Regions from separate parts of the Homo sapiens genome. Here regions 1 and 2 are each linked to region 3. Evidence: read pairs that join two places in POLR2A ChIA-PET (ENCODE). Cell type or tissue: HCT116. All regions are shown on one strand. Each heading gives the region's core, and the rest is flanking DNA. Links, peaks and the distances in the headings are about the cores only.

Region 1 (9,460 bases), core at 4,292-9,291, 150 kb after region 3:
TTGAGACTGCAGCAATGAGAAGTTGCTCATATCTTGTCTTTCCAATGTTTGGTAACAATTTTTTGGGCTCAATAGCTGTCAATATTTGCAAGAGTGGCATCTCTATTATAAAGATGATCTTACTACTCAATGCCCCCCGTAACCCGCCACTGAACTTCATTCCATAGGAGCTCTTGGCTTTAACAGATTACTATACCTAAAAGAAATCTTAGTACAGAAATAAAACTAAGTCTGTAGCATGAAAGGAGCAGTTTTCTTTGATTCATACACTCAGTTTTCTACCAGCTAAAAAACTCTAACCAGCTGAAATATATGTCCTTTAAGGATTACGTTTAAATCACACTACAGAAAGGAGAAAAGAGATTTATATGATCACAAATAAGCAATGGAGTCAGCAACATAAGCACTTCTCTAAACTCTACAAATCAAAATTTTTTTTGCTTAAGACAGAGTCATGCTCTGTCACCAAGGCTGGAGTGCAGTGGCACGATCTTGGCTCACTGCAGCCTTGGCCTCCCGGGTTCAAGCGATTCTTGTGCATCAGCCTCCTGAGTAGCTGGGATTACAGGGATGCAACACCATGCCTGGCTAATTTTTGTATTTTTAGTAGAGATGGGGTTTCGCCACGTTGGCCAGGCTGGCCTTGAACTCCTGAACTCAAGTGATCTGCCCACCTTGGCCTCCCAAAGTGCTAGGATTACATGCGTAAGCCACTGCTCCTGGCCACAAATCAAATTTAATAATCTCCAGAAAATTAAGGAAGTTCAGCTCTTAATGAAAATGGATTAAAAAAAATGATTTACTCACTTTTATATGCTCCGGAAAGAGAATGCCCTGCCAGACTCAAAAGGGTATCCCAGAATCACTCAGATTTTCAGCAATGAGGGTTTTCCAAGGATCTAATGATGTTCATTTTTTCAGTTTGTTTCCCTTACTGATAAGCATTAATAGATACCACTGCATCTGTTTTCACCTTAAATGATGTTACTTAACGCAATTATTTGCTTTTGAATGCCCCCTAGATTGGTGGAAAGAAATTTTCTAATTTATAAATTTTTTTCTTATGAAACCAATTGTCATACTCTTCCAGTGGAGTGAATAGATAAATTAAGTCCCTAAAGCTTTAAAGAGATTACTGCCCCAATTATCTTAAAGACAGTAATAATTACATATATAAAATTAAAATATGGAAATTAAGCAGGGTGTGGTGGCTCACACCTGTAATCTTAGCATTTTAGGCAGCTGAGGAGAGAAGAAGGATTGAAGCCAGGAGTTTGATACCAGCCTGGGAAACATGGTGAGACCCCTGTCTCTACAAATTTTAAAAAATGAACTAATTTAAAAAAACTAGCCAGCACAGTGGCTCATGTCTGTAGTCTCAGCTGCTTGGGAGGCTGAGGCAGGAGGATCGCTTGAGCCCAGGAGATCCAGGCTGCAGTGAACTATGATTGTAACACCACACTCCAGCCTGGGTGACAGAGTAAGACCTCAACTCAAAATAAAATAAAATAAAGAATAATTTATGGGCTTTTTTTTTCCTGCAATGCCAGGCTGGTTGACTCACACCTGTAATCCCAGAAAATCAGGAGGCTGAGGTGGGAGGAATGCTTTAGGCAAGGAGTTGGAGACCAGCCTGGGCAACAGGGCAAGATGCCGTCTCTAAAAAATTAGAAGGCGGGCTGAGCTGGGAGGACTGCCTGAGCCCAGAGTTCTAGGCTGGTCAGCTGTGGTTACATCAGTGCACTCTCACCTGGATGACACAGCAAGGCACTATTACATTTTTTTTCTACTTAGCTTTAAATGTGATGTTTCATTAGGGAAAATTTTTCTTGTTGAATTTGTAACATGAAAAACGAATAGATTTAGCTATAGATTAAATTAATGGTCTTGGCTGGGCATGGTGGCTCACACCTGTAATCCTAGCACTTTGTGATGCTGAGGCGGGTGGATCATCTGAGGTCAGGAGTTCGAGACCAGCCTGGCCAACATGGTGAAACCCCATCTCTACTAAAATTCAAAAATTAGCCAGGCATGGTGCCTAGCGCCTGTAATCCCAGCTACTCGGGAGGCTGAGGCATGAGAATTGCTTGATCCCTGGAGGTGGAGGTTGCAGTGAGCAGAGATCATGCCACTTCACTTTAGCATGGGTGGCACAGTGAGAGTGTGTCTCCAAAAAAAAAAAAAAAAAAAGAAAGAAAGAAAAGAAAAGAATTTTTCATGTGAGGAAAATGAGTGCTTTCAATTTAGCATGCCTAAAGCTAGGCATTAAAATGAGAGAGCAACCACATCCTACTTCCTGCTTTCTAAATTTTTTTAAGTTAAAAAATATTTTTTTTATTGTATTGAGATGGAGTCTCACTCTGTTGCCCAGGTTGGAGTTCAGTGGCAGGATCTTGGCCCACTGCAACCTCCTCCAGCCAGGTTCAAGCAATTCTCCTGCCACAGCCTCCCGAGTTGCTGGGACTAACGTCGCGAACCACCACGCCTGCCTTTTTTTTTTTTAGTAGAGATGGGATTTCCTCATGTTGGCCAGGCTGGTCTCAAACTCCTAACCTCAGGTGATCCGCCAACCTCGGCCTCCCAAAGTGTTGGAATTACAGGCATGAGCCACCACCACCGGCCACTTCCCCACTTTTGAGCTATGTATGCATCCACTGAAACTGCTTGCTATTGCCACAGTTAGCTATAAAGTAACCTAAACATGCTGCTCTGGACACCATCTCTCACTCCCTGTAGCTGAACAATGTATAGCTAATCAATGTTATTTCTGTAAACCACTGGGAGTTCCTGACAAGCAACTTTTTACCAGCCAACTCCCTGACTCCCTTTTTGGTCTTTACAAACCTGCTTGTAACAAAGGCCAAATAGAACCGATATCCAATATTGTTTGGGTCTGAGCCTTCCGGGCAACTACATTCACATTGGCTCAAACAAACTCTTTAAATCATATTTTGTGCTTAAGCGCCTTCCTTCTATGTCAATGTTTTTGGCCCTGGGAGCAGGATTCAGACTGACTCATCTCTGACCATCTGACTGTCCTCTCAAAGTCCTCCAGGGTGGCTAAATAGTAGTAAGAATTTTATTGGTGATATAAGTTTGCAGTCCAGGAAGTGACAGTCTCCGGTGTGTGTCTTTGAAGAGGCACTTTCTCTTCAGAGACAGAGAGAGAGGGCAGGTTGGTTTTTGTGCCTCACAGGGTGTGTATCACACAATAGAGTCATACATATTCAGTAGGTTTGGGGAAACACCATTTCTGAGGAGTATTGAGCTCATGTGCAATGGGTAAACATATATGTAACATGCACCCCATCTTCACAGATGGGGAAGGGATTTTAGCATAAAATAAGGCAGAAATTGGCTCTTTATATCAAAAGGTGAACTACTGGACACGAAGTTGGTTTGTGTGCAGTCCCTGTAACATGGCTGAAACTGGCTTGATATCTGCAGTTGCTTATTAGGAAAGAATGGAAGGCCACTCCTCTGTCCCATCAGAGCTCTAGTGATCTGGCTTGTAAATCCAGTTGAGAAGGGCTGGGAAGATTTTGACAATTTGCTTGCTAGCTCCTATTGTTAAGGAGTTTAGCAAGAGTGTGGTTTTTCCTGTAGCCATAGGAATTCAGGAAGTTGCCATGCCAGATGAGCCCTGAACCCTGGACAAGTAGCTAACTTTTGTTTCCTTAACCTTACAGTCTGTCTTAGTCTATAAGGGGGCATGTATTTTCATCTCTCAGATCACACCACATTCCTCCTGGACTGGGTGCCTGGCCAGCTCTGAAGCCTTCGAGTACTGACTCTGAGAGAAACACTGGTTGATTGAAGTCTTGGAGTTTGCTTGAGTGTCCTTTTCAGCTCTCCCTTTCTAGAACAGAGGTTTTCTGTCTTTACCCTGTGGGTAAGAGATTTGTGTTTCAGGGGGAAATAACTGCCTTTTCCACCTCTGCATCAGGACAGAAGGTTTGGGTCACAGTCAGGCAAAGAGCTCCCCAGAGAGCTTCTGCCTTTTCTGCCTCTATTCCTCAGCAGGAAGTTCTGGGTCAAGGTATTGGCAGGTAGGCCCTGGTGGTTTTGTTTTATGTAGCATGTTGTTTTGAACATTTGGACTTAGGTTTTCATTTGTGACTAATTCCTGTTAGTTCTTAACTGGAAAGTGCATGGAGGTGTGTTCCCCTGCCCTGAAGAAAAGAAGTGATCTGCTCCCGCTGATCCATTCAGGTGCTCCAAGTGATCGGGGATGTTGCAGAGGTGTTGGGGTCATTAGTCACCATGTGAAGGTGGCCTTATAGGACACTTCCCATCAGAAGAACACTTTTATCAACCCCCTTTCCTGCTCTTCTGGGAGGATATATGTGGGACTCTGTGGCCACCTGGTGGTTAGAAACAGTGGAACCACTGAGACAGTGACACACAACTCCGGTGTTATCTGTAGGAGTGACTTCATAAGCACCACACTGTGACCCAAAACACATCGCAGGCCTTGGTCATCTGAAAAGCTCCTGAATTATGGGAAATCAAGCTTCAAAATTCAGCACACTGTGAAGAAACAACCACCTTTAGAAACACCAGCTGGGTTTATGTATAACACTTATGAAGCATCCTCTTGTAAATATCCAAGAAACTGGACCCACCTAACCATTTCCTGGTCATTTCCTAAGTCATAAGCAGAATGAAGAAAATTGGGATCTTTTGAAATGCTTAAAATAATTTATTAGTGTGCACAATTGGAAAATTTTTGTTTTTGTTTTTTTGTTTTTTGTTTTTTTGATGGAGTCTTGCTGTGTCACCCAGGCTGGAAGGCAGCGGCATGATCTCGGCTCACTGCAACCTCCGCCTCCCAGGTTCAAGCGATTCTCCTGCCTCAGCCTCCCAAACAGCTGGGACTAAAGGGACACGCCAGCATGCCCAGCTAATTTTTGTATTTTTAGTAGAGGCAGGGTTTCACCATGTTGGCCAAGATGGTCTCCATCTCATGACCTCGTGATCCACCCACCTCAGCCTCCCAAAGTGCTGGAATTACAGGCATGAGCCACCGCGCCTGGCCAAAAAATTTGGTTTTAGAACCAAATTAAATGGGAGACATACTTCCAATGATACCTAGAAATTTCTAAAAGAACTGAGAAAATTGCCTCCAGTGAGGAAGTAAGCTGAAGGAAGTCATCTGACACGTTTTCTGAATTGAGAAATATTGAGGAGGCTTTGTCTCTTTCGCCTCCAACTGCTGCTTCTCCTCCTGCCCCTGCACCTGCATAGTCTCCCTTACCTGAGCCCTCTGGTCCTGCCTTGCCTCTTCTTCCATCACCATCACCTGAGGAAAGTCCCCAGGGCTCTGGCCCCTTCCCTGAAACTTCTGTTCTGACAGCCCCTTTCAAGGTAAAACCCACAGGAAGAGGGGAGCCTACCATTCTGTATACTGCTTCACCAAAATGTGAATTAAGAATATTATAAAAAGACTTCCCTGGGCTGGGCGCAGTGGCTCTTGCGTGTAATCCCAGCACATTGGGAGGACTAGGCAGGCAGATCATGAGGTCAGGAGTTTGAGAGCAGCCTGGACAACATGGTGAAACCCCATCTATACTAAAAATACAAAAATTAGCCAGTCATGGTGGCACATGACTGCAATCCCAGCTACTCGGGAGGCTGAGGCAGGAGAATCTCTTGAACTTGGGAAGTGGAGGTTGCAGTGAGCCAAGACTATGCCATTGCACTCAGCCTGGGTGACACAGCAAGACTCTGTATCAAAAAAAAAAAAAAAAAAAAAAAAAAGACTTCCCTGATGAAAATTTACATGAATTTTCCCCTTCTTTCTTTCTTTCTTTTTTTTTTTCTCTGCTCAGTGCAACCTCCGCCTCCCGGGTTCAAGCAATTCTCTGCCTCAGCCTCCCAAGTGGCTGGGATTACAGGTGCCCACCACCATGCCTGGCTAATTTTTTTGTATTTTTAGTAGAGAGGGGGTTTCACCATCTTGGCCAGACTGGTCTTGAACTCCTGACCTTGTGATCCACCCGCCTTGGCCTCCCAAAGTGCTGGGATGACAGGCGTGAGCCACTGCACCCAGCTGAATTTTCCCTTTCTAATTCAAAAGCAACCTCCAAGATCCTATAGGGTTTAGGAGAAAATTTGACTTAATTGTCCAAACTTTTGAGCCTGGATATTCTGATCTTTATCAATTAATTCACATGTTGGTGTAAGAAGGCAGGGCCACTAAATGGTTGGAAAGGGTGAATTGGAATAATCCTTTAGAGGGTTTTTAAAAACAGACAGAAGCAGACAATGAAAGGGTCTGCATTTTTGCCAAATACCTCCATGTTGCCATTACCCAGGTTGTTCCCCAATATGTAGATTGGAGAATTCAGCAATGCACTTAAAAGGCCAAACAAATCTGTCATTGATATTTTAAATGGTTAAGATTTATTTATTGATTTATTGAGACAGGGTCTCACTCTGTCACCCAGGCTGGAATGCAGTGGCTCCATCATGGCCCACCACATCCTCAACCTCTCAGCTCTAGCAATACTCCCACCTCAGCCTCCCGAGTAGCTGGGACCACAGGTGCATGCCACAATGCCCAGCTAATTCTTTGATTTTTTTTTTTTTTTTTTTGTAGAGAGGACATCTTGCTGTGTTTTCCAGGCTGGACCTGAATGAACTCCTGGGCTCAATCAATCCTTCCACCTCAGCCTAACATTTACACTGGGAGCAGAGATGCATTTGGAGTAGGTGATGATTTTGGAATGCTTTAGAAGCAACATAGGTATCTGATTTCATCAGGTCAAGCCATCAAAAATGACCAATAAATCTCTGATCTCTTAGAAGCAATTTGAAAACCCTTATCTTTGGCCATCATCAAAATTCCTGGTCATTCAAAACTAGATATTCCGGAGAGCAAGGACAATCATTTTGCTGATGCTGCAGCTAAGAATGCAGTTCTGAAGGTGGCATCAGACACAGAACTTCTCGAAATGACCTTGCTGACTTATGACCCATTGAAGACTTCATTAGAAGTAAAAGTGGGCTGGACATGGTGGCTCATGCCTGTAATCCCAGCACTTTGGGCGGCCCAGGCTGGTGGATCACTTGAGGTGAGGAGTTTGAGACCAGCCTGGCCAACATGATGAAACCCTGTTTCTACTAAAAATACAAAAATTAGCTGGTGTGGTGACACATGCCTACAATTCCTGCTACTTGAGAGGCAGAGGCACGAGAATTGCTTGAACCTGGGAGGCAGAGTTTGCAGTGAGCCGAGATTGCTCCACTGCACTCCAGCCTGGGTAACACAGCTAGACTCTAGCAAAAAAAAAAAGAAGCGTAAGTGGGAGCTCCTAAGCAGGAGAGGGATCTCTGGAAGGATAAAGGGAACAAGTTTCTTCCAGAAACAGGCTTATGGTATGGGCCCAATGATACACTGATCCACCCCTTAGGCTTCAATTACCCTGAATACAGTACTTCATAAGCTGCCTCATTGGAAATCAGATAAAATGTTAGCATGGGGAAAGCAATGGTATTGAAAATCATTGCCTATGATTGCAGAAAAGGTTTATTCTTGTGGTACTGTTTGTCCCAAACATCACCCTGGAAAGCCCCTTCATGGGTCACAAGGACATTTTAACTTTAGGACCCTTCGAGACATGGCAGTTAGACTTTATCCAGCTGTCTCCATCTCAGGGTCACAGATACTTTCTGGTGTTAATTTGTACGTGCTCACTGGGGTGAGCATTTCCATGCCAATGAGCCACAGCCCAAGTAGTAGGTAGATTGTGATTAGAAAAGGTAATTCCTGGCTGGGCGTAGTGGCTCACCCCTGTAATCCCAGCACTTTGGGAGGCCAAGGTGGGCAGATCACGAGGTCAAGAGATCGAGACCATCCTGGCCAACATGGTGAAACCCCGTCTCTACTAAAAATACAAAAATTAGCCAGGCGTGGTGGTGCACACCTGTAGTCCCAGCTACTCAGGAGGCTGAGGCAGGAGAATTGCTTGAATCTGGGAGGCGGAAGTTGCAGTGAGCTGAGATCGTGCCACTGCACTCCAGCCTTCCAATAGAGCTAGTCTCCATCTCAAAAAAAAAAAGAAAAGAAAAGGTAATTCCTCATGGGGAGTGCCATCTGAATGCCATAGCAACTGAGGAACACACTTCATTGGTCAGGTAATTGGATCCATTTGTAATGTTTTGCCTATGTCCCAACATTTCCATTGTGCCTGTCACCCATAATCCTCTGGGCCGATGGAATGTACTAATGACACAATAAAAACTCAGTTGGCAAAGCTAACAGAAGTTTTTAACCTTTCTTGGCCAAGGATCTCCCACTGGTTCTGGAAAATGTCCACACTCCCTCTCTTTGAAATAATAACGGAAGACCCATGCAGTGGTTAGATGAAGGCGCTTATGAATCTGCACTTCTTAAAGGTGACTTTCTCCATTACTGCTAAGATCTCTCAAAACTTACTAAGAACTCCACATTAATAAAGGATTCCTTTCATAATGCACTCCTGGGAGATGAAAATACTAAAAATCACGGCCTATAACCTGGAGATGTTGTTTACTAGAAACAACACCAAATAAAATATTCCCCCCAAGACTGTTGGAAGGGACCACATCAGGTATTATTATTATTTTATACATTTTTTTGAGATGGGATCCCATTCTATTCCCCAAGCCAGAATGCAGTGGCACAATCATGACTCAATGTAGCCTTGAACTCCTGGGTTCAAGCCATCCTTCTGCTTCAACCTTCCAAATAGTTGGGACCACAGGCATGGGCCACTGCACCTGACTCACAACAGGTATTACTGACCAATCTGTGCCATTAAACTTACGTGCGTTGACACACGGATTCATGTTTCTCTTGTAAAAGGCAACCCTGCCAGAGTGAACATCTGTCAGGAGATTTTCACTTAAAGGTAACTCAATCTTCCTGACAGAGATGGCAAGTAGCTGACATCTGTGGTAGTCCGCTTTCACCCAAGATACTGGCCTGTATAATCAGTTACAATTCCAGTGCTCACTGCACCTGAAAGAGTTAGTCTCTTTTTTGTTGACTGGAATACACACACCATTAGGGCTCCTTTAAGTTGTAGGGGTTGTCTCTTGGTGGTTTTGGTAAAATCACCCTATATGCATATTCTCTTAAGATATGCCACACTAGTCCTATTGTGTGTATGTGTATATACATATACATACATACATAGCAAAATACTTATGATCAGATTTCTGTTTTACTGTCCCTAACTAATTTGATTACAGCAGGGAGGGATAATTCTCTGATCAGAATCTCACAAACCATTACCTCTGTGGGAAATTTGACAAGGTTCCAGGTTTGCCACTCAGAACCACAAACCACTTTTGACCGTAATGACCCATTGGTACATCCTGTGCTAAATTTCACCTGTATTCCTCCTGATTGCACTCACGATGCAACTCAGGGTCATATCAAGCAAAACCTGTTTATCTAATCTGTCTGAGTCAC
Region 2 (10,303 bases), core at 268-5,267, 160 kb after region 3:
AGAGGCGGGCAGATCACAAGGTCAGGAGATCGCGACCACCCTGGCTAACACGGTGAAACCCCGTCTCTACTAAAAATACAAAAAATTAGCCGGGCATGGTGGCAGGCGCCTGTAGTCCCAGCTACTAGGGAATCTCAGTGTGGCGTCAACCTGGGAGGCGGAGCTTGCAGTGAGCCGAGATTGTGCCACTGCACTCCAGCATGGGCGACAGAGTGAGATTCCGTCTCAAAACACACACACACACACACACACACACACACTCTCCTGCTATCAGGATCCAGCCTGCCCTCTTGCTCTAAATTTCTGACCCACGATTTTAATGCCCAAAAGCTGATGTACTCAAATTATAGTGCACTTACCTGTTCTGCACCCGCGTTTATTTTTGTCTCTTGAAAAGATCACCATCCATGGCCCTATAAATGTCTTAGGAAATGGAATGATGAAGTGCAATGTCATTATTGTTATGTATTTCTCATCGTTTTACTTCTGAGAAAACTAATTTCATGGTATTCTGAAGACTAGAGATGATTCAACAAGTGACAGAAGCTGCAGACTTAACTGAGGCCTCTCTGTCTCTCTTTTTTTTTTTTTTTTTTTTTTGAGACCGAGTCTCACTCTGTCACCTGGGCTGGAGTGCAGTGGTGTGATCTTAGCTCAGTGCAGCCTTGAACTCCCAGGCTCAAGCAATCCTCCTACATCAGCCTCCTGAGTAGCTGGGACTAAGGTGTGTGCCACTACACCTGGCTATTTTTTGTGTTTTTTGTAGAGATGGGGTTTTGCCATGTTGCCTAGGCTGGTCTCGAACTCCTGGACTCAAGCAATCCACCCATCTTGGCCTCCTGAAGTGCTGGGATTACAGATGTGAGCCACCGTGCCTGGTTGTAATGCCCTTTCAATTGGACTTTTGGGCATTCTTAAAAATTCCTCAGTGAGGTGGCTTCTTTCCTCCCCTGTCCCCTGCCTGGGACAGGACTATCCAGGAATAAGCCTTTCTGGCAAAGAGGGACACCTTGAATGAGCTTTTGATCATCAATGCTTTCAAGAAGAAAGTTTTTTAAAAATGTTTTATCTGAGGAATGTGAGCCCTCTCAGATGATCAGGCCCAGAGAGAGGTTAAATCGAGACAGCAACCACTTTCTGCTCCTTCCTTTTGAGCTGCACTGAGCTATGTATTCATCTGTTGAAACTGCTTGCTATTGCCTCAAGTAGCTGTAAATTAACCTAATAATGCCACACCAATCCCTGTACCCCCATACCCTATAACTTAACAACATATAGCCAATCACCAATCAATGTTATTTCTGTAAACCAATGAGAACTCCTGACAGGCACCTTTCTGTCAGCCCACTGTCTGTCCCTGCTTTTGACCTTTAAATACCTGCTTGTGACAAAGATCAAAGGGAGCTCAGATCCAAGGTTCCTTGAGTGTGAGTCTTCCAGGCAGCTCTCTTCATGTTGGCTCAGGTAAACTCTAAATTATATTTTGTGCTTCAGCCTCTTTCTTTTAGGTCAACATGCTCAACAATAGCAGAAGAAATAAATAAGTTAGTGTATATTCCTACAAAGGAATACACATAGAAACAAATAACCATATGAATAACATGAAAAATTCATAGACATAAGACTGAGTGAAAGAAGTCAAACCTATGCCTCTGCTTCTGAAACCGCCTTTGCAAAAGTTACAACTGGGACAATTATCACAGTGAAAGAGATCTGACCTAACTGATTCCATCTTGTTTCTAACGTCCAAGCTGTCCTTGTTGATTGCTGGGCACAGGCCGAAATAACTTTGGGAGGAAATTAGTTTATGGTTTAGCTGTGAAACAAAGATGATAATATCATTTTCCCAAAGCAAACCCCCTTCCTGCCTGGGGACTAGACTGCCTTTGCAGGACTAACAAAGTAGCCCTGAGATTAGAAATTATGGTTTAGGAGTCATGTAGCCTCTGGCTGCAAGATTCTAAACCTCCCCAAATTGTTCCTGGAGATCACATCGTTATTGGAAAACCTAAGATCAGTGCTTGAGATATTTTGCCGACCCTGCACTCAGTGGATCAGCTGGCACCAGCTAGACTGATAACCTGGCTCATCTGGTCTTGTGGCCCCCACGCAGGAACTGACCCAGCAGAAGACCACAGCTTCAGCTCCCTGTGACTTCATCTCCGACCTGACCAATCACAACTCTCAACTCACTGGCCCCCAACCACCAAATAAAAAGTGCAGGTCTTTATTGCAATTCCCCTGTGTCGAAAAATTGGCTCTGTCTAGGCAGCAGGCAAGGTGAACATGTTGGGCAGTAACACTCCCCACAAAACCCACTACACACTGTATGACTCAGCTTATATGAAAGTGAAGGGCAGGAAAAACTTGCCTGATAGATTTGCAGAGAGGGGGGTGGAAACCATTAATAAGTCTGTGGAGTATTGTCAGAGTTTGGTGTTGTAGTCTACATATTAAAAGTAATCAGTTAAACACCTGAAATAAAATTTCCCCCAAATATTTTTGCCAAATTTGGATGACTTTGTTTCTGTCTTTGCAGCATATAAACTGTTAACATGAGGTAAGCGCCAAGGTCTAGAGAAGGCAGTGGAAGAGATGGCAAACTCCGGCACCATGTCTGCGTGTCCAGTGTGCTCTGCTGGAGCAGCACATTTTTGTACATTGCTGTATTTGAAAAAACCCTGCAAGAATCATGAAACTGGACGACCATCTTTATAACACTCCCAGTGATAAAACAAGTAAGAATGGCTGGTTTGTAGTCATCTGAGCAGCCTCTCTAGTTTCGTAGATATGGTTTCTCTCTGATATCGAACGACTTCCAATGTCAAGCGGAATGCTACATCACAAGGATAACCGTATGTGAAAAGAACCAGTTTTCTTTGTAATCCTGAACTTTCTAGTTTGCGCATTAAAAGACATTATTTGAAGAAGAGCGCACAGGCTCCAGCTGGCCGCCAAAGGGGTCCTTGGCATCACAGACTAAGAACCTACTTCTCTGGGAGAGACCAGGGGCGTGGATGGGAGGGAAAAGAGGGAGAGGCAGGCGTCACTTCCTCCGCCGGCTCCCGCAGCGGGTTCATCGGCTGAGGTGGCAGAGGGTGGGGCAGAAGAGCAGAGCCGGACCGGGAAAGGTGCTGTCGGTGACATCACGGATAGGGCGATTCCTGTGTAGATGAGGCATCTCAGGGGCTGCTGCTTCGCCACGGAGGATTTCTCCTGCTGTGGGAGCAAGTCCAGGACCGCCGGTTGGACGTGATAGTCCCAGCTGTGTGTCAGGGCTAGGAGGGCTGGGGGTGGGGGTGGGGGGCGGTGGGGGGTTGCGCGTGGGAAGTGACCGTGCGTGTAAGGGGTGAGGCGTATGGAGCTGTGGCAGGGCGGAGGCGTATGATCTCATACTTACCTGGCAGGGGAGATACGATGATCACGAAGGTGGTTTTCCCAGGGAGAGGCTTATCCATTGCACTCCGGATGTGCTGACCCCTGCCGTTTCCCCAAATGTGGGAAACTCGACTGCATAATTTGTGGTAGTGGGGGACTGCGTTCGCGCTGTCCTCTGAATTTTGTGCTGGAAAACGCAGATTGTATGTGAAGGGATACTTTTAGTAGTGCATAATATGGGTGGTGTCATGTTATTTTTACAGTTGGATGGCTGGGGAACAGAAGTGGCATGTCGTTGTCCTCGCTGGAGAAGGAACAAGCGTCAGCCGTTGTGAGCCTGTTTATCACAAGTTAACTAGCGCGAAGGCTGCATAGCTTTTCCCTTTGAACATAAGGCTGCTTATTGCAAAAATTGATCCATGGTCTCCAGTCTCTTGGGGTCTCACGCTCTGTGAAAATCTTCGTGTTTTCCCCTAGGCCCCTGTCACCTTTTACACAGCCTCTGTTTCAGGATTTCTGTGCTAGCGAGGAATCAGTTCTCACCTCATAGAGCCAGGTGGAAACTACGCAGACAGGCACTCTTCTTTGGGATGAAAGCAGGGCCTTTGGGGCTCTTAGTGTCCCCGTTCGGTTGTAGACATAACACGCTTGCTTTGTGTAGGAGAACGGCTCTGCCAGCGCCCAGGTGTCCTAACGCAATTCATCGAGGCCCGCAGGTCAGAACCGCAGTCTCACTTGTCTTGGCGGAAATGCGCTGCGATCCTCCCTGCACTACATGAACACGAGAATTCCACTACAGAAGAAAACCCCAGTCCTAGTGATGGCGGTTCTGGGCATTTTGCCAGCCTCTCCCAGGGTGTGTTTTCTGACCCCACCCACTTCTGATCTGTAATGTCCTGGTCAATAGAAACTACCTGGCCCAAACGGAAAAGGCAAGGAGGAACACAGCGGGAAAGCCTATGGCGTTCCCTGGTGGCTACCCCGGGGACTGCACTCATAGATCCGCGTGTTCCGAGAAGCCTCTGCCATCCCGACTAGGGTGCGGTGCAGAAACCCGCGGCTCCAAAGAAAACCGGCTAGAACGCACAGGAAGCCCAGCCAGTGTTCAGGACACTGCGAGTGGAAGCCATACGTCCTACGGACTGATCTAGTTTGATGAAGACGAGCCATTTACTTCTAACCCCAGCAGCGGACATTGCCTTGCTCAAATATAAAATATATGAACCAAGACGAAAGCAACTTTCATTGCGTTACTAATGAGCAAACGGGTTTTTAGAATGGTTAAGAAATGTCCCTTGTTTTGGGACCGTCATCACTAACGTATGCTTGGGATTCCTGATCGAGGAGTTTCTGAGCAAAGCAGCCCACCAATCCAGTGGCTGAGAACGGCTTGGATATTGGCTTCCAGGCGCATCAGAAATACCGAGGTTCTGACAAAGACGTGAGCTTCTGTCTGCCTTTGGGAAGGCCTTCTTCCAGTACTGGCGCTGCCGCTTGCCTTCTGTTTGACCTGGGGCCAGGTCCTTCAATTTGCTAGGCTTCAAGTTGGAAAGTGTTACAGGAAAATAATAAGACGAAGTACTTCTTAGAGTTATTGCACAGATTACAGAAGATAGTCTAATAGTACAGCTAGCATCCTGTATGGCTTACATTAAGGATTTGCTGATAGGAAACAACATCCCAGATAAAGTTTTTTCCCCCTTAATTATGAAATATAACAAAGGAAATTGTGTAGGCTTCTGCTTCAGGCCTCTGTAAAATTTGAATGAATTTTGCACTTATGAAGATTACGTCCTTTTACAAAATAAGTTAATACTAAAGAATGACAAACGGAATTTACAAAACAAATATTAACAAAAAGAACTTGTTCTTAGCAGCTTTGTTTACAATAGTCCCCAAACTGGAAACAGTTCATATGTATCAAGAGGTTAATGGACCTTTTGTGATATATTCATCCAATGGAATACCACCCTCAGTAAGATGGGACAAATTATGGAAACATGAGATAACATGGGTGAATCTCAAAAGAGTGCATTCTGTGTGGTGCCATCAAGGTGAATTTCTGGAACAGGTGAAACTAACCTGTATAGTGGCAGAAAATACATCATTAATTGCTGGGGTCAGGGAGTCGAGGGGACTGACTGCAAAGGGCACAAGAGGACCTTCTGGAGTAGTAGACATGTCATCAAACTTGAAATGGATGTATTGTACCATATTCAACCAATGCCTTAATCAATTTGATTGTAAAAAGTAGTAAGAAAACCACTGCAGGCCAGACGTGGTGGCTCACGCCTGTAATCCTTGCACTTTGGGAGGCTGAGGCAGGCGGATCACCTGAGGTCAGGAGTTTGAAACCAGCCTGGCCAACATGGAGAAACCCCATCTCTACTAAAAATACAAAAAAAATTAGCTGGGTGTGATGTAGACGCCTGTAATCCCAGCTACTCAGGAGGCTGAGGCAGGAGAATCTCTTGAACCTGGGAGTGGAGGTTGTAGCATGTGGAGATCGCGCCACTACACTCCAGCCTGGGTGACAGAGCAAGTGATGCTGCTCTAAAAAAAAAAAAAAAAGAAAAAGAAAAAGAAAACAAAAGAAAAAGAAAAAGGCCGGGCACAGTGCTTCATGCCTGTAATCCTAGCACTTTGGAAGGCTGAGGCAGGCAGATCACAAGGTCAAGAGATCGAGTCCATCCTGGCCAACATAGTGAAACCCCATCTCTACTAAAAATACAAAAATTAGCTGGGTATGGTGGCACACGCCTGTAATCCCAGCTACTTGGGAGGCTGAGGCAGGAGAATTGCTTGAACCTGGGAGGCGGAGGTTGCAGTGAGCTGAGATCGAGCCACTGCACTCCAGCCTGGGCAACAGAGAAAAACAAAACAAAACAAAACAAGAACTCCATCTCAAAAACAAACAAACAAACACTGCAAATCATAATGCATTCTACTTAATTTAACTTATGTTTAGCTTTAGAGGATTCCTTTAGAAAAGCGTCTCTCTAAATGTGATTGAGAGTTCAGGAATTCCTTCGTTTCTGTTTCTGTCTCTTTGTCTTCAGTTAAATTCATGCACCATTAAATGGAATATTTGTTTTTTGTTTTTTGTTTTTTGTTTTTTCGTTTTTGTTTTTTGTTTTTTCGTTTTTGCTTTTGTTTTTTTTTTTTTTTTTTTTTTTGAGACGGAGTCTCGCTCTGTTGCCCAGGCTGGAGTGCAGCGGCGCCATCTCGGCTTACTGCAAGCTCCGCCTCCCGGGTTCACGCCATTCTCTCGCCTCAGCCTTCTGAGTAGCTGGAACAACAGGCGCACGCCACCGCGCCCGGCTAATTTTTTGTATTTTTAGTAGAGATGAGGTTTCACTGTGTTACCCAGGATGGTCTCGATCTCCTGACCTCGTGATCCACCCGCCTTGGCTTCCCGAAGTGCTGGGATTACATGCGTGAGCCACCGCGCCGGACCCAAATGGAATATTTGTAAAATAAAAATAGAGTCTAAGCTCAATATTAGAAAAGCATATATATATATATACATATATATATGTATATATATATATGTATATGTATATATATAATATTTAGCTCCTATATATATGTATATATATAATAGATAGCTCCTATATATGTATCTATATAATAGCTCCTATATATATGTATATATATAATATATAGCTCATATATATATATATATATTTATTGTTCTGTTTTTTCTTTTGCAGGGGCGTTGGGGGGACAGTCTAGCTAAAATATACATTCTTCTCTCTGTAGATATACCAGAAGAACATGATTCAATCAGTGTTGCCCTAATGTTAACAAAAGTTATTTTGAACTTATGGTGATCAGAAATTTTACATATCTGTACTTTTTCTGTATTAGTGTTATGGTTTATGCTAAGCATGTATAATTTAAAAAAAATGAGAGTAACTTTAAAATGATTTGGAAGAAAAATATGTACATATGTGAACAGTACTTAATTCCAGGTGGTGGGAATATGGATGACTGGTTATCTTCTTCTTTCTGTATCTTTCATATTTTTAAATGGAAAAACTCAATGACCTGGAAGTGAAAGAACAGATTTGGAAGGGGTGTGGGGCAAGTGAGAGGAAAATGCAAGAGAAGGACAAACCTAGTTCTGGCAGGATTGTGTTTAAGTTGGAGGTTTCTAGGGAGCAGTTGTTGGGATAAGAAGGATATGGGGAGGCAGGAGAATCATGAAAATATTTAGGACAGTGTGTTGCCTGTCATATTATTCCTCCTCCTTTCCTGTTTCTTCAAAAGAAATATACAGACTTACACTTCTTTTCAAGCATATGTACTATTTGTGTTTCTCTTTTATTAATGTAACTGGTGAGTTTATCTTGCTGGTTGCCCAGAAAAGCCAATGGAGCTGAGAAAAGCAGGCTTCCTGCAATAGAGAAAGAATCTAATAAATGCAGAGACAGCTAAGTGACCAGGACAGAGGTTTATTATTACTCAAATCTGTCTCCCCCCAAATTCAGAGGACACTTTTTTTTTTTTTTTTTTTTAGGATAGTTTGGCAGGCAAGGGGCTAGGGAATGGGGAAAGCTGATTGGTTGGGTTGGGGATAAAAATCACAGGGAGTCAGAGCTTGTCTTCCTGCACTGAGTCAGTCCCTGAGTGGGGGCCACAGGACCAGATGAGCCAGTTTACCGGTCTGGGTGTGCCAGCTAGTCCATCATAAGGCAGGGTCTGAAAAATACCTTGAACACCAATCTTAGGTTTGACACTAATGATGTTATCTATAGGCACAATTGGGGAGCTTAGGAATCTTGTGGCTTCTGGCTTCATAGCTCCTGAGCCATAATTTCCAATCTCGTGCCTAATTTGTTAACTTTGCTAAGGAGGTCTGATCCCCAAGAAAGGAAGAGGTTTGTCTCGGGAAAGGGCTATCATCTTTGTTTCACACTTAGACTTGGAACTAAACTCCTCTCATATTTAGCCTGGCTTATGTCCAGGAATGGACAAGGGAAGCTTGGAGGTTGGAAGCAAGATGCAGTGCTCAGGGTCACTTAGCCAGGGAAGGAGGATGTGAAAGCAAGAATTTGAAGTGAAGGCAGCCTAGCTCCAGAAGACATTCTCAGAACCACTGTGTTTATATTGCTCCTAATGAAAGTGCCCTGGAAAAAATTATGACAGTGAGAAAAACTTGACATAGAAAAAGTATGACAGTGAAAGAAATCTGACCAGAGTGACCCTGGGCAGGTAACTTAACATCTCTGCATCTCAGTTGTCTCATATGGAAGATAAAGATGATGGTGTGACCTTGGCCTGTGGTAAAGACTAAATAAGTAATTATGCACACTCATTGTCTGTGCCTGACATGTGGCACTTGGCATGTCAGGCACAGTTGATGAGTGTTCATATGTTACTTATTTGCATGTTAGCTCTTGTATTATGCCTGCAACACTGCACAAAGAGCAGATGTGACCAGGTGCAAGGGCTCATGCCTATAATCCCAGCACTTTGGGAGGTCGAGTGGGCAGAGCACCTGAGGACAGCAGTTCGAGACTAGCCTGGCCCTCATGGAGAAACTCCATCTCTACTAAAAATACAAAAATTAGCCTGGCATGGCAGTGCACCTGTAATCCCAATTGCTTGGGAGGCTGAGGCAGAAGAATCACTTGAACCCAGGAGGCAGAGGTTGCAGTGAGCTGCGATTGTGCCACTGCAGTCTAGCCCGGGTGATAGAGTGAGACTCCATCTCCAAAAAAATAAATAAACCAAAAGAGCAGATATGATGACAATTTGTTGTATTGAAGTTACAGCAGTGATACTTTCCAGTGGCTGTGCACCCTCCCAGGGAAACTGCAGCAATCTTCTCACCAGCAGTAATCTCCTGGGCTGGGAGGTCCCAGGAAGGCCCCTCAATCTCCAGCAGGTTTGACCCTCAAGGAGATTCAGGGAATGAGCTAGAGAAGTATTTCTATCTGGGAGGAACTGGGGGTTTGTTAGCTCATCTGTTCAGTTCATCCAAAGGGGAATAATGATTCAATTTCTTGCTTCAAACCTGCCTCAATAAAATTTTTACAGTTTTACAGTGGAAGACATTTTGTACATGTAAGGGAGGAAATATGACTCTTCCTCACCCAGCCTAGGTTCACTGCTGAGAACCTTATAGCAAAAGACAGACTAACAAGAGAAGAGCATATCTAGTTATTTAATGTAAGTTTTACATGATAGAAGAAGAGCCTTCCTAAAGAAATGAAGACCTGAAGAAACAGCTAAACTTCAAGTTGTTTTTTTTTAACGGTATGTTTGATGACTAGTGGATAGTCATAGAGAAGTGAGATATGATGAAAGGAGTATGATCTAATGGTAATAAACTGGGGGAAATGTAGCCAGGCCTGTGTGCTCAGACTCTGTGTCGCTGTGTCTTCAGACACAGCAATGCATCTTTCCTCTGGGTACAGAGAGAGCACCTCTCACATGAGAGCCTTATGATCTGCTTTGGGGAAGAAGGGCAGGGGGAGGGTGACAGTGACCTTCCTGCTTTTGTTGTTTTCTCAAATTCCTTTAGCATAAAATATTCAATACCCCAAGGTGTTATATTTTGGAGTAGTGTGTCCTGAACCTCACCATATACATGCTACAAAACTCAGAATCTTTGAAGAGTGATACTTATGACTATAAAATATTTAAATTCAAAATACAAATGATGGCTGGGCATGGAGGCCAGCACGTAATCCCAGCAATTTGGGAGGCCCAGGCAGGCAGATCACTTGAGTCCAGGAGTTCGAGACCAGCCTGGCCAACATGGCAAAACCCCTGTCTCTACAAAATTAGCTAGGCACCGTGTTGTACACCTGTGGTCCCAGCTACTTGAGGAGGACGGGCTGAGGATCAATTTAAACAATATCATATGTAAAAACAATTTTTTTTCCTTTAAGTTTAGTCAAGTGAAGCAGTGGGA
Region 3 (10,452 bases), core at 2,306-7,305:
AGACCCAGAGTTGGAGACCACCCTGGGCAAGATAGCAAGACCCTGTGTGTGTGTGTGTGTGTGTGTGTGTGTGTGTGTATACACATAAATATGTATATATATTATATGTATGTATATATATATAAGTCCTACAGTCACCTTAAGTTCCACCAACAGTGCGCTTAAAGTAAAATGTGCCCAACCTGAGGCTCAAACCTACCTGCTGGCACGCAATTTGTGTTTGTAAGACAATCTCAACAGCATTTGCTTTTTCTAGCATAGTGGTTTTCCTGTTTTCCTCACATGTGAATGTCTTCAGTGCAAAACCTGTCAGAATTCATTTCCTTTGCTAAAATGTTTTAAAATAACTCTTACTTCAAGTAAGTGCATTAAAAATAAACTTCTCAGTTGCATCCCTGGAATCCATGGAAAGTCCAGGAGAGACAATCAAGTGCTACAGGATCAAGCCCAAACAGAACAGGACTAGGCATGGCTTCCTCACTAGGAGCCAGGTCAAAGTCATCTCCTTTGGTCTCCAATGGAGGCCAGAACTCGGTTCACCTGCAACGGGAGGACCTGGCCCAGAAGAGGTGGCCTTCATCTTCATGGTGCCTTCAGATAGGAAATCTAGGATTTCTTTTCTTCTATTTGATCTACTTCCAACTCTCCCTTTCTATTTATTTATTTATTTATTTATTTATTTGAGACAGAGTCTTGCTGTGTTGCCCAGGCTAGAGTGCAGCGGGGCAGTCTCAGCTCACTGCACCTCCGCCTCCGGGGTTCTAGAGATTCTCCTGCCTCAGCCTCCTGAGTAGCTGGGATTACAGGCGCCCGTCACCGCGCCCGGCTACTTGTTGTATTTTTAGTAGAGACAGGGTTTCACCATCTTGGCCAGGCTGGTCTCGAACTCGTGACCTCGTGATCCACCCACCTCGGCCTCCCAAAGTGCTGGGATTACAGGCGTGAGCCACCGCATCTGGCTCTCCCTTTCTATTTCTTCAAGACCTTTTTCGGATCCCTCCTGCGCAGGACCTAAATGGGCGGTGCCCTTACCCACTGGTCCCTCCCTGCCTGGTGTCTTCGGAGCCCTAGCTCACCCGGAACGTTACTGCCCGCCGGTGACAGCGAGAGGACCAAAGAGGGCAGCGGGTGCGGTGGGAACCACAGAGTCACCGTGCACCTGCGCCTCGCGGGCTCCTCGCAAATTGAATAAACGCCCCCTGAAGCTTCTCTTCAAGTCACAGGGAAGGGGAAGGTGGCTGCCGACCCGGCGGGAGAAGCCGGCCCTGCCCCTGGTCCTTGAAGACAGGTTTGGCCAGGCTGATTTTGACTGGTAGGCCCAAAGGAAAGCCTCAAGGGCAGACCAAACTCCGACAGGCTCCGAGATTAAGGCTTTCAAACGTCTGATCGTTTTCAGCTTGGTCAGTAAAATCGATCCCGCCTTTATCAGGAGATTCCTTTGTCAAAGTTCAGAGACCTGGGGTTCCCGCTGCTTGCCACACAGAAAACCAATCACTGAGACGGTTATTGTCAAGGAAGAGGCTTTAATAGGGTGCTGCAGCGGAGGAGATGAGAACTCAGTCTCAAATCCATCTCCCTGACCAACCAAAACTAGAGGCTTAGATGGCAGGGAAAGAATGTGACAATGTGTAAGAAAACAGGAACTAGACCAGGCGCGGTGGCTCACGCCTGTAATCCCAGCACTTTGGGAGGCCGAGGCGGGCGGATCACGAGGTCAGGAGATCGAGACCATCCTGGCTAACACGGTGAAACCCCGTCTCTACTAGAAATACGAAAAGAAATTAGCCGGGCGTGGTGGCCGGCGCCTGTAGTCCCAGCTACTCGGGAGGCTGAGGCAGGAGAATGGCGTGAACCCGGGAGGCGGAGCTTGCAGTGAGCCAAGATAGCGCCACTGCACTCCAGCCTGGGAGGCAGAGGGAGACTCTGTCGCAAAAAGAAAAAAAAAAAGAAAAGAAAAGAAAGAAAACAGGAACTAGGGAGGGGCAAGGAAGCAATCAGGATGAATGAGGGGTCCGGCATCTCATTGTCTGGGTGACTTTCAGTTCTTTGATATCTTTTTTGAGAGGCCTGAAGGAAGGAACTCAAATAAAACAAATATCGAGTTTCAAACTTTCAGATCAGAAGGGTCCATTTCTATGTTTATCCAAAAATCTACGTATGGGACTATTGGGTGGGTTTCAGACCAAGAAAGAGTGTGCATATCAAAGTCTGCAGTTAACCAAAGAGAAAACATAATTTTCCGACCAATAGGATGTATGGGGGTCAAAGAACGACCAGCCTACAGTACTGTTTATTGGCCTGAGCATACGGAAGGATGAAGTTGCACCAGCGAAATGGGATTAAGCTGCAGGTGCGGGCTGGGCGCGGTAGCTCACACCTGTAATCCCAGCACTCTGGGAGGCTGAGGTGGGTGGATGACTTGAGATCAGGAGTTTGAGACCAGCCTGACCAACATGGTGAAACCTCGTCTCTAATAAAAATACAAAAATTAGCCGGGCGTCATGGCGGGCACCTGTAGTCCCAGCTACTAGGGAGGCCGAGGCAGGAGAATTGCTTGAACCCGGGAGATGGAGGTTTTAATGAGCCGAAATTGCGCCACTGCCCTCCAGCCCGGGCAACAGACCGAGACACCTTCTCAAGCAAAAATAAAAACAAAAAGCTGCAGGTGGAAAAAAAAGTCTGGATTTTGGTTCAGAGCCCCTGGGGCCTTCCTCAGTAGTTTTCTCTTTCCTTGAAAAAGGAAGCCTGTCTCAGTCTCTGCATCTCTCTGAGTCCTTTTGGAGATTGAGGATGGTGAGGTCTCAGTGCTTGGCCCCCTTCTAATTCTGGGTACCTCCCCTCCCGTGGGTCAACCTGGTCCAGTGCACAGGCCCCAGCTCCGACGACCATCTCCCCCCTACCCTTTGCTCCCAGCAAAGGCCATTTCTAGGTCAGTCGTGAGGTACAGCCAGGACAGGGCAGCTCGCTCCGAGATTTTTGGCTCTCGAAGGCCTTGAGCGCTGTGGTTCTGCAGAACGCTGTCTGCCTCTTGTGGAGGAACTGACACCCGCTGGAGAAAGTGTGGAGGGAAGCGAGGGCTGCACCTGCACGCAGGAGCTGAGGCAAGCGGCGGTTCCCAGCTCTCAGTGCAAAAGACATTTGTCATCTGAGAGGCTGGACTCAGTTATTATAATTTTCAATTTTGTCAATAAAAACCGAATGGAAATTTGTTTTCTTACTTGTAGAAACCTCCTCGCAAGACCTCCCATCTTACATTCCAGGGAGAATTAGCAGGGTATTCCGCCAAGACATAGGTTAGACTGCGGTTCTGATCTGCAGGCCTCGATGCCCTGCGCCGGGGCACCAGGGCACGGGCAAAGCCCTCCCCCTACACAAAGCAAGGGTGTTATGTCTACAACCGAACGGGGACACTAAGAGCCCCCAACATGCACGGTTTTCATTCCAAAGAAAACCACCAGTTCTGAGTACAACTTCCACCTGGCTCTATTAACTGAGTACACGTTTCCCCAGCACAGAAATCCTACAAACTCCCGTGAATGCTGTGGTGAAAAGCAGGAGCTGCCAGGGCAAGATGGATCGCACCTGTAATCCCAGCACTTCAGAAGGCTGGGCGGACCACTTGAGCCCAGGAGTTGGAGCCCAGCCTGAGCAGAATGGTGAAACCGCTACGAAAAAAGAAAAAGAAAGGAAAGAGAAAGAAAAGAAAAGAAAAAAAAAGAGAAAAAACTAGCCGGGTGTGGTGGCGTGCGGTTGTCCTACTCGGGAGCCTGAGATGGGAAGATCGCGCCACTTCTCCAGCCTGGACGGTACAGCGAGACTTGTCTTAGGGAGGGGGGGAAAAAAAACAACAAAAAAAACAGAGGCTAAGAGGTAACTCCGAGGATGACAGAAAACACCAGAGTTTTTAAGAGATGTTAGAAGCCCTGGGAGCACTGAACAAACCAGAAAGCTCCCGACCCTTGATCCCTGAGCTCCACCTAGCAAGTACCGCGGCAGCTAACCTGGGAGAATACCCCAACCAACAGAGACTGAAATTCGCCTCCCGAGAGAGTAAGTGGATAATTCTAACCTGTCCCTAAACATGGCCTCACAAAGGAAAACTAACCGTTGCGAACGGAAACAACTGACCGGACAGAACACAGCCACAAAACACGAGCCCGCACCCTGAATTACAAAAACACTTACGGCTCATCTACTATTCGCACCACAAAAGCGCCAGGGGAAAGCACGAACGCAGCCCCCCACTATCACAAATTATGCAGTCGAGTTTCCCACATTTGGGGAAATCGCAGAGGTCAGCACATCTGGAACGCAATGGATAAGCCGCGACCATGAGAAAAGCGCCTTCATGATCATGGTATCTCCCCTGCCAGGTAAGTATGAACTCTTGCACTCTCCGCCCCGCCACAGCCTCACACGCTTCACCCTTTACACGCACGGTCACTTGCCCCGCGCACGCCCCCCCCCCCCCACCCCCCCCCCCCACCACCCACAGCCCTCCTAGCCCTGACACACAGCTGGGACTCTCAGGTCCGACCAGCGGTCCTGAACCCACTCCCACGGCACGGGAACTCCTTAGTGGCGAAGCAGCAGCCCCTGCGCTGCCTCATCTACATAGAAATCGCCCTATCCGTGATGTCACCGACAGCGCCTTTCCCAGTCCCCGTCTGCTCTTCCGCCCTACCCTCCGCCGACTCAGCCCATCAACCCGCTGCCGGAGCTGGCGGAGGAAGTGACGTCTGTCTCTTTCTCCTTTTCCTCCTGCCATTGTCCTTTGGGGAGGTTCGCAGAGACCCCGCGTCTGGTCTCCCCCTAAGACTGTGGTACTTGATCTGTGTCCTGCAGAGAACCCTTCTGGCGGCCAACAGGAAGCTTGTGCACCCTTCTTCAGATAATGTCTTTTAATGCGCAGACTTGAACGTTTAGGATTACAAGGAAAACCGGTTCCTTTCAAACCTGTTTATCTTTGTGATGTAGCATTCCGCTTCAAGTTGAAAGCCGTTCAATGTCAGAGAGAAAACATATCTATGAAACCAGAGAGGCTGCTCAGATGGGTTGCAAACTAGCCATCCTTACTGGTTTTACCACTAGAAGTGTTACAAAGACAGTTGTCCAATTTTATGAATCTTGAAGGGTTTTTTGTTGTTGTTGTTATTTCAAATACAGTGTAATACAAAATGATGTGGCCCCCGCAGAGACGATTGGACACTCTCAGGCATGGTGATGGAGTTTGTCATCTCTTCCACGGCCATCTCAGAACCTTAGTGCTTACCTCATATTAGTATTTTATATTCTCCAAAGACACAAAAATAATCCCAATTTGACAAAACAAACAAAAAAAATCTAGGGTATGTCTTATTTGAGGTGCTTAACAAATGACTGGATCATCTCCCTTGTATATAACCCAGAAAACACTGTGAAGTAGAGCAAAATTGGAAAGCCCAAGTCAAAGACCATTTGCAAATTTCAAGTAGATTCCAGTCTGTTGCTCAAATCACAAAACATGAAATGGAGGGGTCTCCCTTGGAGACCATAAAGTCTGTGACATGGTGGCCAGTTGGGTCACTGGAAAACATGGCAAAATATTGAAAATGAGGGATTAGGTGAGAGTGTAGCAACTGAACACTAAATGCTTGATCCAGGTGCCATTCCCTGGATACTGACAGGGAGACACATTGTCCAGGTAATACTGGAAAAATACTTTCTATAGTGTAAACCACAAATAAAATTCCAAGCCCCTCAACTATTTGAATGCACCCCTCCTCTCAGCCAGGGTCATTCCAAAGTTAACCTGAAAAACTGGTTCAGACCATGATGGGAAGTAGGGGTCAGATATGCCTCATTATACCCTCCTTCCTTTGGAATTCAGGCACAACTGACCAGCACATCCGACCAGGCCCAACTGACATTACAACAGCGATCTCAAGACTTTTTGTAGCAATAAGACACCAAACTCCAGGCTGACTCTAGTGTAGCATTACATGACAGATAGCAGGCCCTGAAAGAAATACAAATATTTTACCCTAAAATACATTTTTTATCATATTTTGAAATGTCCCTACAAAGTTGTCTCTTGTGGGGAAAGTCTACATGCTACAGGGAATCCCTTTCCAGGCCTTTTCCCTAATCTAGGCACCTTTTTAAGTCTGATAAGAAACATTTACAATCAATTCTCTCTGAAGCCTGCTACCTGGAGGCTTCATCTGCATAATAAGAACAACCCCTTAACACAGAGACTGCCTTCTATGGATTCCAGGTCTTTAGATAAACTCTTTCAACCAATTGCCAATCAAAGTATCAGAAAATAACGGCTGGTAACTATGTAATTATGCATATATATGAGTAGAATTTTGGGGGTGGGCACAGTGGCTCATGCCTGTAATCCCAGCACTCCCTCAGGAGGCTGGCAGATTGCCTGAGTCCAGGAGTTTGAGACCAGCCTGGGAAACATGGTGAAACCCCATCTCTACAAAAAAAAAAAAAAAAAAAAAAAAAAAAAAAAAAAAAATTAGCCAGGCATGGTGGTGAGCACCTGTGGTCCCAGCTACTCAGGAGGCTGAGGTGGGAGGATTACTTGAGCCTGGGAGGTGAAGGTTGCAGTGACCCAAGCTTGCAACACTGCACTTCAGCCTGGATGACAGAGGAATGGGCCTTCACTAGACACTGAACCTGCTGGCAACTTGATCTTGGACTGACCATCCTCCATAACTGTGAGCAATAAATTTTTGTTGTTTATAAGTTACTCACTCTGTGGTATTTTGTTATAGCAGCACAACTGGATTAGGACATCAACCTGACCTTAAGAAATCATCTCATTCAGTCTTGGCTCTGGTGGGAAACAAGGGGCACACTCGGATGTGTGATTTAAAGAGAGTTGTGTTTTTTTTTTTTTTTTTTTTTGAGATGGAGTCTCGCTCTGCCGCCCAGGCTGGAGTGCAGTGGTGCCATCTCGGCTCACTGCAAGCTCCGCCTCCCGGGTTCACGCCATTCTCCTGCCTCAGCCTCCCGAGTAGCTGGGACTACAGGCGCCCGCTACCACACCCGGCTAATTTTTTGTATTTTTAGTAGAGAGCGGGTTTCACCACGTTGGCCAGGATGGTCTCGATCTCTTGACCTCCCAAAGTGCTGGGATTACAGGCGTGAGCCACCGCGCCCGGCCTAAAGAGAGTTTTATGAAGAGAATATTTATAAATATAATATGGACAGGATCAAAACAACCCAACCAAGGACTGAGAGGCGCTCAGAATCTGGAATCAGCAGAGAAGTTGTATTGCCTCTAGGACTGGATTGTTGTATAAGTCTGTTCAGGTTGCCATAACAACCTGGACAGGACCGTAGTTCTGTCCAGTGATCCTCCCCAAGACAACCGTTCTCTCTAGTAACTATGGTTTTCCTTTCTCATTTCAATTGCCACCTCAATTGACTGAAATGTGAACACCAACTCCCGCACTTAAACGTTGAAGCCCTAACACCTACTGTGATGATTTATGCAGCTGGGGCCTTTGAGAGGTAATCAGGATTAAAAGAGGTTGTGAGAGTGGTGTCCTCATGCTGAGATTAATGCCATTACAAGAAGACAGACACTAGAAAGCTTGCTTGTCCGCCTTCCCCCTGGTGCACGAAGAAATGGTCACATGGGCACACAGTGAATCTACAGCCACTTACAGGCCATAGGAAGAGACCTTAGAAAGGAATCCGCTTTGCTACCACCTTTATCTTGGACTTCCCAACTTCCAGAAGTGTGAGAAATACATTTCTATAGTTTAAGCCACTTGGTGTATGGTATCTTGTTATGGCAACCTGAACAGACTTATACAACAATTAAGTTGCCTTTCCACTGATGGACTTAGACACAATCTCTTTCCCAAAAAAGAGCTATATTTAGCTACTTTTCTTTTGCATATTGTTCCATTTGCAGCCACACTATTTGTCTTCCCCCACACCACTTCTATCACCAGGAATCCATTTTCCTTGTTTTCTTTTTAATATCGGGAGCCTCTGCTCACTGCACTGCATAGTCCTTGGGGCTTTTTTTAAACTTTATTTTTAACAATCATTTGAGCAGAAAGTAGCCAATTCAGTTCTTTAATTTCCCATTTTATTCTTGGTTTGAAACTGACCTGATTGTGTCCCTTTTGTTATGACCAGTTACTTAGAAGCCATACAGCCCACAAGGTACCCTTGGGTATAAATCCAACTTCTTCATTTTAATGGTGAGAAACCAAAAGCCCACGTTTCCTGATTTCTGGCCCAGCACTGGAACTGTTTTCATGGCACGTCAATTCATCATACATTTTAATAGTGATATTTTATATTTGCATAATTTTATTGCCTTTGCAATGGGCTTTCACATCTATCTTCTCATGTGTATATAGTTTAAAGGCCATTTTTACCCACTATCTCCTAATCATATCGACCACAGCCTCAGGAAATGTCTGCTCTATTATTTCACTTGCCTGTCTGGGTTCTTGGGTGACAGCATAGAATCCTGCACTGTGTTTTCCCTCACGCTTTCTCACTCTCTGCAGAACAAATTTTTGTTACATGCCTTATTATCATGGTAATATTGGCCTTCAGTCCTGTATAGAAGCATTAAAAATGTGCGTAATGTATATCCTTTTAAAATGTTATCCTAAGAAGCATCTTTTGGAGTTAAGGAGAGTTAGATGAATAAAGAAAGAATACAGTTTCTCCTAAACAAACCCACTAAGAAAATCATGGAAAGAATTATGACAACTATGAAAATGAAGGAGGTATACTTTGTCAACAAAAGCAAAATAACCAAGCTACTCTTAGACATAATCTCACGTTATCTTTCTGTAGTGCTCTAGCATTTTCTAAGCCTTTTCACACACTGTTATCTCTTTTTTTCTTTCTCCTTCTAGAAATTAATTATGACTGTTCCTTTCAAAAATGAAGGACTTTTTTTTTTTTTTTTTACTCTTTTCATTTTTTCCTGAGACCATATGTCAAAGGGAATGTGAGGAACAACTTTGGTGTGGTAATAGCCAAATTTCTCCAGGTCTGCTCCTCAAGCTTGCAAAGTCAAGACTGGCAGAAGTGGTGATTTTTACCTGGGTATCCTGAGAACCTTGCACAGTCCTTATCACATGCAGGTGTTCAGAGTGTGCAAATAAATGAAGAAATGTGAGATTGTGATGATATTTTCATGGCATGCTTTTTTTCCACACTTCCTCATGCAGCCCAACATCCTCTACACTGTGTTGTTCTACCCGTTTAAGTGATTTACCACTTCTCCATTAAGCCAACTTAAACCATGTTGCCTTCAACTCAACATTGATTGATCCCCAATACAGTCCTGTAGGGAGGCAAGAAAACTTACAAACGAAGTGGTAAAGAAAGAGAGAGATTAAGCAATTTGCCCCAAATCTCATAACCACTAGGTGATAAATCTTCAACTAGAACTCAAATATCTGGCTGAGAATTCAGTGCTCTTTTCATTTAAATCACATTGCTTCATAAAAATAGATCTGCAGGAAGAATAAAAATGTCCAAAGTGCAATGAGACAGAGAAGATAATATGGAGACAGACATATTGCACAGAAAGCATTTGACCATATGTCTGCCTGATCCCCTTCATGTGTCTTGTTCATAACTTACTTTACTCGGGCAGCAGGAGATAGCATAACAACTGTCAGAGTGAATTTAGGCCACAGTTTTGTGTTGCTGAATGTGTTGAGTCATTTCCCTTAGTTCACATTTCTACCTAACTTTATCTTTTAAGTCATCATCATGGCTTTAATCTCTTATTTATTTTGACTGTTGAGATTTTGTAGCCATTATCCAAATAAAACATTTATTTTCACTCGTGAGTCCCTAATCCTTCGTCAATGGAATTAGCTATTTATTTGATGCAATAGCTAGACCAGTAGGGTTAAAAATGCTTTTATAAAGACATTAATAGCTGGGTATGGTGATGTGCATCTAGGGAGGCTATGGCAGGAAGATCACTTGAGTCCATGAGTTTGAGGCCAATGCCTTTGCAACATAGTGAGACCCTGTCTTTAAAGTAAAAATTTAAAAATTAAAAGAAAAGACATTTAAAAAGGCTGTTTACCAAAATGATGGTTAATTGACAGAAAATAGAAACGGAAACTAGAAATCATTGCCATCAGCTTTCTCTAATGTGTACTTGATCCTTTTCTCCCTGTGATGGAAGTCGAAAGTCTTTTTGTTTTTTTCTTAATCCACTACTGTTCAAATGAGAATAAACAGCCAAATGACTGAATTAGTTGGTAGACATAATTCCTAGTCAATTATTTTTATATTCTTTTGTAATACAGTCATTATTTTTTCAGACTTCTATAATATTGCATTTAACCAATCCCCAAATAGGGAAACATTATGTAATTTTTCTATTATTTACAGTTCCTTGATTATAATCTTTTATTTGAAAAGATTATATATTTATATAAAAACCCAGTTTCTTTC

What was found. ChIA-PET counts read pairs that join two places held together with the same protein. Peaks named below come from ENCODE experiments on the same cell type or tissue, not always from the same donor. Only the 100,000 strongest peaks of a DNase experiment are listed, where the experiment ranks them.
Region 1: POLR2A ChIA-PET joins it to region 3 with 6 read pairs; 12 of 35 experiments call an interaction of 5 or more read pairs at or near these places.
Region 2: POLR2A ChIA-PET joins it to region 3 with 5 read pairs; 12 of 35 experiments call an interaction of 5 or more read pairs at or near these places.

The regions. Positions count from the first base shown.
Region 1 is chr1:148,366,568-148,376,027 of GRCh38, reverse strand. It overlaps LOC124904396. Among named protein-coding and RNA genes, the nearest start is that of RNVU1-1, 8.8 kb to the right of the region's middle. In HCT116, for the core only: a CTCF peak has its summit at 4,357 (motif pointing left); a DNase peak (open chromatin) is centred at 4,347.
Region 2 is chr1:148,355,623-148,365,925 of GRCh38, reverse strand. RNVU1-1 (RNA, variant U1 small nuclear 1) reads left to right here and starts at 3,393; the gene lies at 3,393-3,556. It also overlaps LOC124904396. In HCT116, for the core only: CTCF peaks have their summits at 4,185 and 4,390; DNase peaks (open chromatin) are centred at 3,115, 3,595 and 4,255; H3K4me3 peaks cover 2,095 bases; H3K27ac peaks cover 1,268 bases.
Region 3 is chr1:148,516,530-148,526,981 of GRCh38, reverse strand. RNVU1-27 (RNA, variant U1 small nuclear 27) reads right to left here and starts at 4,381; the gene lies at 4,217-4,381. RefSeq lists a silencer at 4,146-4,465 and an enhancer at 4,766-4,825. In HCT116, for the core only: no CTCF peak of the experiment used is centred there; DNase peaks (open chromatin) are centred at 4,281 and 4,719; H3K4me3 peaks cover 812 bases; H3K27ac peaks cover 532 bases.